Linked DNA regions of Homo sapiens: region 1 is linked to region 2. A link is a contact called in ENCODE Hi-C data. All regions are on one chromosome and are shown on one strand. The core of a region is the stretch at or near the end of the contact, and the rest is flanking DNA. Distances in the headings are between cores, read along the strand shown. Region 1 holds the start of CYFIP2 (cytoplasmic FMR1 interacting protein 2). Region 2 holds the start of CCDC69 (coiled-coil domain containing 69).

Region 1 (4,862 bases), core at 2,363-4,862, 6.0 Mb after region 2:
AGGCTGTATGAGATTGTGGTAAAAAGCATGGGTTTGACTTCACTACCTTGGGCAAATTATTAAACCTTAATTGCCTCAATTATAAAAATGGGAAAAATGATTGTATTTTCCTTATAGAAAAATTACGAAAAATTAAATGAGGTAATGTACTTGGTAAATGTTAGCCATTATTATTATTATCATTATTTATGTTTTCCCTTCATGCCCATTCCAGATACTTCATTACTGGTGTCTATAAAGCAGGGTCTCCTGATAGTTTTAAAATACATATATATATATATATTTTTTTTTTTTTTGAGACAGAGTTTTGCTCTTGTTGCCCAGGCTGGAGTGCAACAGTGTGATCTCGGCTCACTACAACTTCCACCTCCCGGGTTCAAGCAATTCTGCCTCACCCTCCTGAGTAGCTGGGATTACAGGCGCTCGCCACCATGCCCAGCTAATTTTTTGTATTTTTAGTAGAAACTGGGTTTCACTATGTTGGCCAGGCTGGTCTCGAACTCCTGACCTCAGGCAATCCACCTGCCTCGGCCTCCCAAAGTGCTGGGATTATAACTTGAAGCTTTTCTAAAACACAAGGTAATGTTGCCACATGGACAACATGTGGGCCACAGCTTTGCAAGTACCAAAGCAATTCTTATTGATATCCTCTACCATTTCATTGCTGATGCACAGCTTGGGGTTGGATGTGAAGGAAATCTGAAGGCAGTAGACAGACAGCTATACATTTCAGTGGCAAAGTTTAAAAATGTCACCTATGGGTGTTCATTCCATCCATTTTTACTGAACTCCTGTTAAGTACCAGGCTCCAAGGATGCAATGGGAAAGCAAGACAGACATATCCCTGCTCCCTTAGATTTTATGGTCTCATGGTGGAATACAGGGAAGTGTGTTGACAATTATAATGCAGACTAATACGTGGGGTGATAGAGGGAGCCCAGGCAGCTAAGGACACATAGACAACTAATCTCAAGCTAACCCAGACATGTAGGAATCTTGGAGGAAGCGACATCTAGAGGAATACCAGGAAGATGAACAGAACTTCATCAGGTAAACTGGGAAAAAGTGTGGAATGTGGAGGGAGGGAATGGGGGGACAGAAACTGCCATTGAAGAAGCCTTGCATGTACGAATGTCGAGCACAACAGAGAACACAGCAAGTTTGAGGAACTAAAAGCTGTTCCTTTTAGCTGAAGCACAGCAAGCTTGTTCACATGGAGAGATAGCTGCCAGCTCTTAAAGACCCTCTCCGGCCACTGGAGAGTTTGGGCTTCATCGGGGGGCAGTGGGGAGCTAGGGAAGTGCCTTAAGCCTGGGAGGGACGTGCCCTTTAACTCATGTAATTTTCCACATTCAGAGGGAAGTTGGAGAGCATCCAACTTACTTCACTTAACAGGTGAGGAAACAGGGGTGAGGCTCCTTGCCTAAGATCATTCTTCTGTTAGTTGCAAAACTAGAACCAAAAGGCAAGCCTCTGGATTTCCAACACAGTGGCTTCAAAAGACCATACTGCTCTCCTTTATACACAAATAGAACTCAGAGGTCGGAGTTATTTTTGCCTAAGATCTAACCAAATATATATGTAATAGTCTTTTCTGTTTTTAGGCAACTTGTTCCTGAAGGTGAAAAGACAGGGAAGGAACAACAGGGAGAAATACGTCTTCCAAAAAACTATACCATCTGCAATAATATGCCCCTTAGAATGAAAATCTGATTTATTGGGATTCTCATTGTTAAGTATTTGTAATCACTGAACTTGAAATCCCAAGGATCACGGTGGAAAATGAAACATTTTTTAAAAAGGAAACCTCAGTTCTGTTTTTAAACCCATCCTCCACAAACACCCCCACAGCTTTTCACACTGAACCAGGGAAGAAATGTATGTGTGTGTATATATATATATATATAAGTCATTTTTTTCCGAAATAGCAATTTGAATTGGAATTAGCGATTTAAGATCAAACCACAAGGAATTATGGATTCTGAGCACGTGGGAAATAAGGTGAGATCAGTAAAGGAAAGCAAAGGCTTCCACAAGTCCTTTGCTGGAGCTTGAATAACGGGGCTCCTCCACAAATTGCCCTTATTAGGAACAGCTGAGTGATTAAGTATAAATTTGTGGGCCTTAGGAAACCACTCCTTATATCTACATACACTCCACAATGTCTCAAATGTTTTCAAATTATTTACCCTGTAAGGTATAAAGGGCAACTGTTATTCCCTGTGTTGCAGATACGGTGACCTCTGTGGAGCAGAGTGGTGAAGTGACCTGCTCAGGTGTCTCAAGGTTAGAATTTGGTGCAGCCTGACTTCAGCCTGGTCTGAAGGCCTACCAGGCTGGATTTCAATGAGAATTGTTTCTTTCTCTTTTTCTTTTCTCTCTTTCTTTCTCTTCTTTCTTTCCTTCTCTTCTTTCTCTCTCTTTCTTTTTCTTTCTTCCTTTCTCTCTCTCTCTCTCCCCCCGTCTCTCTCTTTCATTCTTTTTTTTTTTTTTTTGAGACAGAGTCTCACTCTGTCACCCAGTCTGGAGTGCGGCGGCAGGATCATAGCTCACTGTAGCCTCAATCTCCCAGGCTCAAGCAATCCTCCCACCTCAGCCTCCTGAGTAGCTGGGACAAAAGGTGGATGCCACCACACCCATCTATTTTTTTTTTTTTTTAATTTTTAGTAGAGATGAAGTTTCGTTGAGTTGCCCAGGATGGTCTCCAATTCCTGAGCTCAAGCAATCCTCTCTCCTCGGCCTCCCAAAGTTTTGGTATTACAGGTGTGAGCCACCGCTGGGCAGATAATTGCTTCTTTAAAGAGCCCGACACGGCAGATAAGCCTTGAAGAGAAAGGTACCTGTCCTCTCAGTGCTTCCTGCCACCTATTTGTCCGTTAGGCAATTCTTCCAGAATGAAGTTGAGGCAGGCCCCTGTAAAAGAGGTGGCAGCTTCAGGGACTCTTCTCCAGGGAACTGGAAGGGAGCGGAAGAACTTATTCTTAAGCGAAGGAGCCCTATCAGCGACCAAGCTCAATTGGTGGAAGGCCCCTTCCCCTAGCCCCAGTTGCATCTTCTGTCACTTCACCCTGCTCCTTCTCCTCAGAGCACTTTGGGCTGTAACTGGACGTTTGCTAGGTTAATTTACACCTGTTTCTCCTGGCAGGTGATAAAACTCCAAGGGGGCAGGACCCTGTCTTTTGTACACCAGTGCACACCCAAGTCCTGGCACGGTACTTGGAACAGGATAGGTAATCAATAAAGACTGGGTTGATAAAAGAGCACTTGGAAATCATGTGGGGCCAATAAGATCCGAACGCGGCCGAAGCTCTCGTCCTCGGGTTGCTGCAGGTGTGGTTCCCGGTGATGGAGGCCGTGGAAGAAGCCTTCCCTCCCTTTCCCGCCCCCAGGGCAGGAAGCCTGGGGGCTGAGCGGTCCTCCGAAACCGAGAGGCAGGTCCTGGGTGCGCCGGCGGTACAGCGGAGAGCGTGGAGAGACCCTCGCCGCAGCCATTTCCTGCCCTTTGTGTGACAGCCGCTGCGGCGAAGGGGCGGGCGCTGGGTGGGGGCGGAGCCGCGGCGGGCGGAGCAGCGGGGCCGGGGCGGGGCCGAGCGCGGCGCAGCGGAGCGGGGCAGAGCATCCTGCGCCCCGGCGCGGGGCCCTGCGGTAGCCTCAGGCCCCTCCCCTGGACCCGCCGCAGAGCCAGGTAAGCGGCCCTCGCAGGCCTCGGGCCGGGCACGGGGACTAGGATGCCGCCGGGGACGGGGATGAGGCCGTGAGGATGCGCGAAGGGCCGCCCCCTCTCCCGGCCCGCGGGGGGCGCTCGGCGCTGTGCCCGGGCTAGCCCGAGGCCCGGCCTCAGGCCCCACGCGGCCCCTTTCCCCCTCGGACCCACCGTGCGTCCCGCGGCACGGACCCTCTGCCCGGGAGGCGCGGGCACATCGCGGAGCTCCGGCGCGGCGGCGGGGGAGCCGCAGCAGCAGGTGCGCGGCCTGGGCCGGAGCCGCCAGCCCGGGAGGAGGCGGTGCTAATCTCAGGGACCGGAGACACCTGCAGCGGCCGCGAGCCCGGCAGCGGCGACATCCTCGAGTCCAGGTACTGCAGAGCGCTGGCCCCTGCCTCTGCCGCCGTGACCACCGTCACCTCCCCCAGGGCCAGCGAGAGCCGCCTGGGCCCGCCTGGCAGCCGCCTCGGGCACACAGAACGTGTGATGGGTGGGGCGAGGGGCGCAGCGTCGATGTTTGGGGGCGGAGGGCTTTGATGAGAGAGGAGCAGGTCTGACCCGCTTGGAAGCTTTCTGGCCTACACTAGCATCGCTCACCAAGCTGGCTGCGGGCACGGTGGAAGTGGGGGAAGGGGATGAGTGGGCTGACTCCTGGGGGAAAAGGTGGTTTTTTTCTTGAGCTCTGAAGAACCAGGAAGATGCTTGCCTGTCTGTTGTGGCGTCTACTTTTCAGGTCAGCCCTACCCCTCACCCCAAAGAACAGCCCACCTATGTGCAAAAGAAGAGGAGGAGGTGCTCTCTGCTTGGGGATGGGGGCAGGTAGCATGTTCCACATAAGTATGGCCCTCTATATCCAGAACCCGGCTGGAAAGGACACTGACAGCCCAGGTGCCTCCCCAGCACAGGGAATCTGATTTTGACCTTTGCTTGCCTACTTTCCCCAGCACAGTGGAAACACTCACCAGGGCTGATGAGCCATCAGCTGTCCTTCCAGCTAGGCCAAGAATGGGACAAGGATCTTTTTCTGCTAGTTCCTGGGTGCCTGTGCCCTCAGCATGGGCAGGGAGACGGAGGCAGGCCTGCTGGCAGGAGGGGCAAATCAGGAGACTGTCGGTTCCTGTGTTCCCATTTCCTGCCTCCTGTCTGTGTCCCAGTTAGG
Region 2 (4,523 bases), core at 1,703-4,202:
CTAGTCGGCCAAGCCCAACAGGCACCATAGACCACAGAACTCAGCAGACCCCCAGATCCTTGAACCTGGAGGGACATGAGAAGGCCTCATGGTCAAGCTCCTGTCCCTAGCCAGGATAATCCTTTCTAAAAGTGCCTGCCTCATTCCTTGCTGCCTGCCACCTCCATTCTCCACAAAGAACCCCCTCACGCTGTGCTTTCAGTGGCTCAGCCTTTGCTTAGGCCTTGGCCATGAGTGGGTAACTCCTGCCATACCTTCCAAACCACCCTTCCTCAAAAACCCTTCCTGCATCTCTCAAGGCTAGATGTGATGCTCCTACTGCTCCCTGGGCCAACCCCTAGCATGGCTCTTATTTGTCCCTCATTCACTCAAATATCTACTTAAGCACCTGCTCCATGATCTGTATAAGGCAATGAGCACCAGATGGGGAGTGCAGAAAGCCAGGCTCAACTGCACAGCTTTGCCACCAACTGGCTGTGTGACTTTGGACCCATCGTTCCTCACTGAGCCTCAGTTTCCCCGGTAAAGTGGGAAAGATTCTGCAGCTCAGCCTAACTTCCAGGGCTTCTGTGAGACTGGGCGGGATGTGAAAGCATGCTGTAAACACTCAGGGTGAGTCATGGTTATCAGAACCTAACCCCTCTGTAGCCTGAGCTCATTTTTGTCCATCCCATCCCTGGAGTCCCCCTCTCTCCCAGGGGGCTGGTAGCCTGTTGGGGATGAACTTGGGAGCTCATGCCTTCCAAGGGGTTGGCACCTGGGTGAGAAATTGGGCAGGAGCACAGCCTACAGGGATGAGAACTTTAAACAAAAACAGCCCATAAATCTTGCCATATAGGGGCAGGGGCCTGGCATGGCTGGGGCCAAGAAGGCATGCCAGGCTGTTCTCTGAGGCAACAGGAGTAAAAGATTTTACGCTAAAGTCATCAAGAAGCCACTGGAAGCACAGCGGGAGGAGGTGGAGACAAAGAACACGGAGCTAGGGGACTAGATACCTGGGTTCTGCTCTGTGTTGCTCTGTGACCTCAGTCATGCTCCTTCCCTTTTCTAGGCCTTAACCTCCTATCTGTATAGTGGGTGCGTCAGCCCAGGTAGTACCCAAAGGCCCTTTCCAACTCAGACAGGCTGTGCCAGCTTTACTTGCCCTTCAGAGCTTTGGCTGTGCCAGGGACAGGCAGGAACAGCTGGTAAGTCTCTCAGAAGGAGCAGGAGCCAAAGAACCTGTGCTTACTGTGACCTCCTCTTCCAGCTTGTGGAAGGGTCAGGCTCTTCCCCGTTTCCTCCACCTCTAGGTAGATGGAATTCACCCTTGGTCCACTTTGCAAGCTACAAGGTTGACACAGGTGCAGAGAACACAGACTCTCAGATGCTTAGGGATCATCCTGCTCATCACTCCCCATACAGGGAGAAACTGAGACCCAGGGAGACACAAGGGCTTGCTTGGGGTCACCCAGTATGTTTATGGCACCACCAGGACTTACACCCAGGGCTAATGTCTGCCTACCACTTGCTCAGTTACAAGTCTCAGCCAAGGCTCAGGTCTCTCCGCCTTGTCATCCCTGTCAGCCAGCCCCTTCCTTCTACTGATAGAGCCAAGCCTCAGTTTCCCTGTTGGAGTGAGTAAAGACATGAGGGTTTCTAGGTCAGGAGTTGGTGAGAATTTCAATCTGGTAATAAAGGGAGAGCAAGGAAAGCCAGGAGGTGTCAGAGAAGGGAGTAGAATCCTCCAGGCTAGGACTACTGTTAGGCAGAAAAACCTGTACTCAGGGCACAAGCAAAGCAGGAGCAGAGGGAGGACTAAAGTTCATTGCAAAACTATTAAACACTGTCACAGTTTGGGGCCTCTCAAGGTCTCAAGGGGGAATGATGATAAAGTTTAAGGGATCACCTAGTCCCACCTGGCTAGGGGGCAGGTAGTGGTAAGAAAAGGGGCCAGAATTTGAGGGTCCTTCTTCCCCTCTGCCTCACAGTGTCCCCTGAGGAGGCTATCTTTCTAGCTCCAGGCTCTGACCTTCTGGGCTCGTCAGACCCCAAGGGGCAGCTGGTCTCACTGCAAGAAACCTGAGAATTGTCCCCTGGGCCCTGACCCAGCTCCAAGGCCCCTTGGGGGAAGGACAGGAAGGGAGGAGAGGGCCACAGAACGCAGTAGATCTCCTCCCTCTTTGGCCCCTCCCAGCTACCCCAAGGGCAGCCCACACTCACCAGCTCTGGGGCCTGCAAGAGCCCTAAGACCAGCGCCTCAAACTTTAAAGCGTCATCACCTGGGCATATTGTTAAAAGGCAGCTTCTGTCTTGGCAAGACTGGGCCTGAGCCTGAGATTCTGCATTTCTGACAGGTCCCCAGGGATGCTGATACTGCGAGTCTGTGGAACACTCTTCGAGCAGCCCTGAGATTATCAGCCTTTAACCCCCGGGGGGAGGAAGCCGAAGGCCCAGAGAGGTCAAGTCACTTGTCCATGGCCACACAGCGAACAGCCCCAGACCGAAAGCAGAGGGCACCTGCCACAGACACACGACATCTCCCCACCCGAGGCAGCGGGAATCAGCTGCCTTTCCCTGGCCCGGGTGCCGTGTTTGTAAACTCGGCTGCTTGGTGCGGCTCGGGCCGGGGTAAAGGGCGCCTCCCAGCAGAGCCTCCCTCGTCTCTGAGCTGGCCTCTCCAGGTTCTCCGTCCGGTATCCCGGGCCGACCAGAGAGAGCCCGGGGCGCCGAGTCCTCTGCGGCGGAGCGATTCCGCACTCCCCTCTCCTCTGAAAGCAAACTTCTCCGCCGGCGCCCTTTACCTTTTTCGGGGGTTTGCAGCTGCTCAGCCTGCTGTGTCTGCAGCCCATCCTCCTCCGGGGGCTCCCGGACGCCGCTTCCCAACTCCGGGGCCCCCAGAGGAGCCTGCGATCCGGGCCCCGCTGCCCGCTCCGCGCCCGCCGGCTGGGGCTGCCGGCGAGACCCTGAAACTGAACCTGGAAGCGCTGTCTTGAGCCTGAGCTGGGGCGGCCGCCCGCCGTAAATACCCGAAGAGCGGGGCCTCAGTGTAGCCCGCAGGGCCAGCGGCGCCGCCACCAGAGGCAGGTGACCAGAATCCTTCTAAATAATAGGAAGCTCTGGTCAGGGCAGAAGAAAAGAAAACCTCAAGGAGCAACAGATGCTTTTCCGAACCCTCAGCTAAGAAAGGGCCGGGGGAAAAAATAATTAAAGCAATTATTTGATAAACTAACAACTATCATTCATTGAGGGCTGTTTTTGTCCCAGTTGTTTTATACATTTTATTTCTATTTCTTGCCATATCAGTGCAACAAAGGTATTACTTCCTCCATTTTACAGGTGAGGAAAATGGTGTTCAGAGATGCAACATGATTTGCCTAAGGTCACATGGCTAGTAAGTTACCACAGCCCAGATAGAATCCAGTTCCTTTTTTTTTTTTTTTTTTGCCGCTATCATAGTTCACTGCAGCCTCAAACTCCTGGGCTCAAGCGAGCCTCCCAGCTCAGCCTCCTGAGTAGCTGGGACTACAGAGGCTCACCACCATACCCAACCAAATTCTTTTCTTTTTTCCAGTCTGATTTTGAACGACCGCCCTCAAGCGATCCTCCCACCCTGGCCTCCCAAAGCGTTGGGATTACAGGCATGAGCCACTGCACAGAATACAGTTCTAACTCCAGAACCTAAACTTTGACTCAATGGCCTACAAATAAATCATAATACTAAGTTTATTGTATTTATTTATTTTTGAGACAGAGTCTCGCTCTATTGCCCAGGCTAGAGTGCAGTGGCACGATCTTGGCTCACTGCAACCTCTGCCTCCCAGGTTCAAGTGATTCTCCTGCCTCAGCCTCCCCAGTAGCTGGGATTACAGGCATGCACCACGACACCCAACTAATTTTTGTATTTTTAGTAGAGACAGAGTTTCACCATTTTGACCAGGCTGATCTCAAACTCCCAACCTCAGGTAATCCGCCCGCTTCGGCCTCCCAAAGTCCTGGGATCCCACACCTGGCCAATAATACTAAGTTTAATTTTAATGCCTCCTCACTTCTGGGCTGATAGTTTTTTCCACCTCACAAGCATCTGTAATATTTGACTCTATCCATCTTGGATAGATGTTATTCATCACAACAACCTCTTGAGGCAGGCCAGGTATGGTGACTATGGGACATAAAATGTCAGTGTCTAGGAAAAGGAGCTTTTGTTTATCTTCTCTTTGTTATTAGCTGAGGTTTCTGAAATGGCAATGCAGGAAAAAGATAACCAATTTTGAAAATCAGTGTGTATGCCTATTTGCGTGTATATTGGAATATTAAAGTCAGGCCCAAAACTCTTGGAAAGGTGTGCTGTGAAAACGGCTTAGAGTCATGAATGGGGAAAGAATATGAGACCTCAAAAAAATTGCTCCCTCCATAGGGTACAAAACCAATTGCAAAAGTGTGTAAGAAAGGAAACTAAGGAAACGTGTTATTAGGTTCTCAAAAGCAAGTATAATAGAGAATGGTGGCTCACAAAGTGTGATTCCCAAATCAGCAGTGTCAGC

What was found. Hi-C counts contacts between places; a loop is a spot of excess contacts on that map. Pooled maps may share reads with other maps.
Region 1: a loop to region 2 is called in a map with no recorded cell type, with 4 times the contacts of the local background. The contact joins the promoter of CYFIP2 here to the promoter of CCDC69 in region 2. A Hi-C loop is called at or near these places in 5 of 37 single-sample maps with no recorded cell type and 8 of 50 pooled maps.

Annotation. Positions count from the first base shown.
Region 1 is chr5:157,262,511-157,267,372 of GRCh38, forward strand. CYFIP2 (cytoplasmic FMR1 interacting protein 2) reads left to right here and starts at 3,613. Exons shown (of 31, transcript NM_001037333.3): 1 at 3,613-3,685. RefSeq lists a silencer at 3,520-4,039 and an enhancer at 4,720-4,829.
Region 2 is chr5:151,221,140-151,225,662 of GRCh38, forward strand. CCDC69 (coiled-coil domain containing 69) reads right to left here and starts at 2,953. Exons shown (of 9, transcript NM_015621.3): 1 at 2,784-2,953. The coding sequence starts at 2,831. It overlaps LOC105378230 (a long non-coding RNA gene), which reads left to right. Exons shown (of 4, transcript NR_160730.1): 4 at 2,337-3,211. RefSeq lists enhancers at 736-955, 2,376-2,485, 2,506-2,705 and silencers at 2,826-2,905, 4,389-4,523.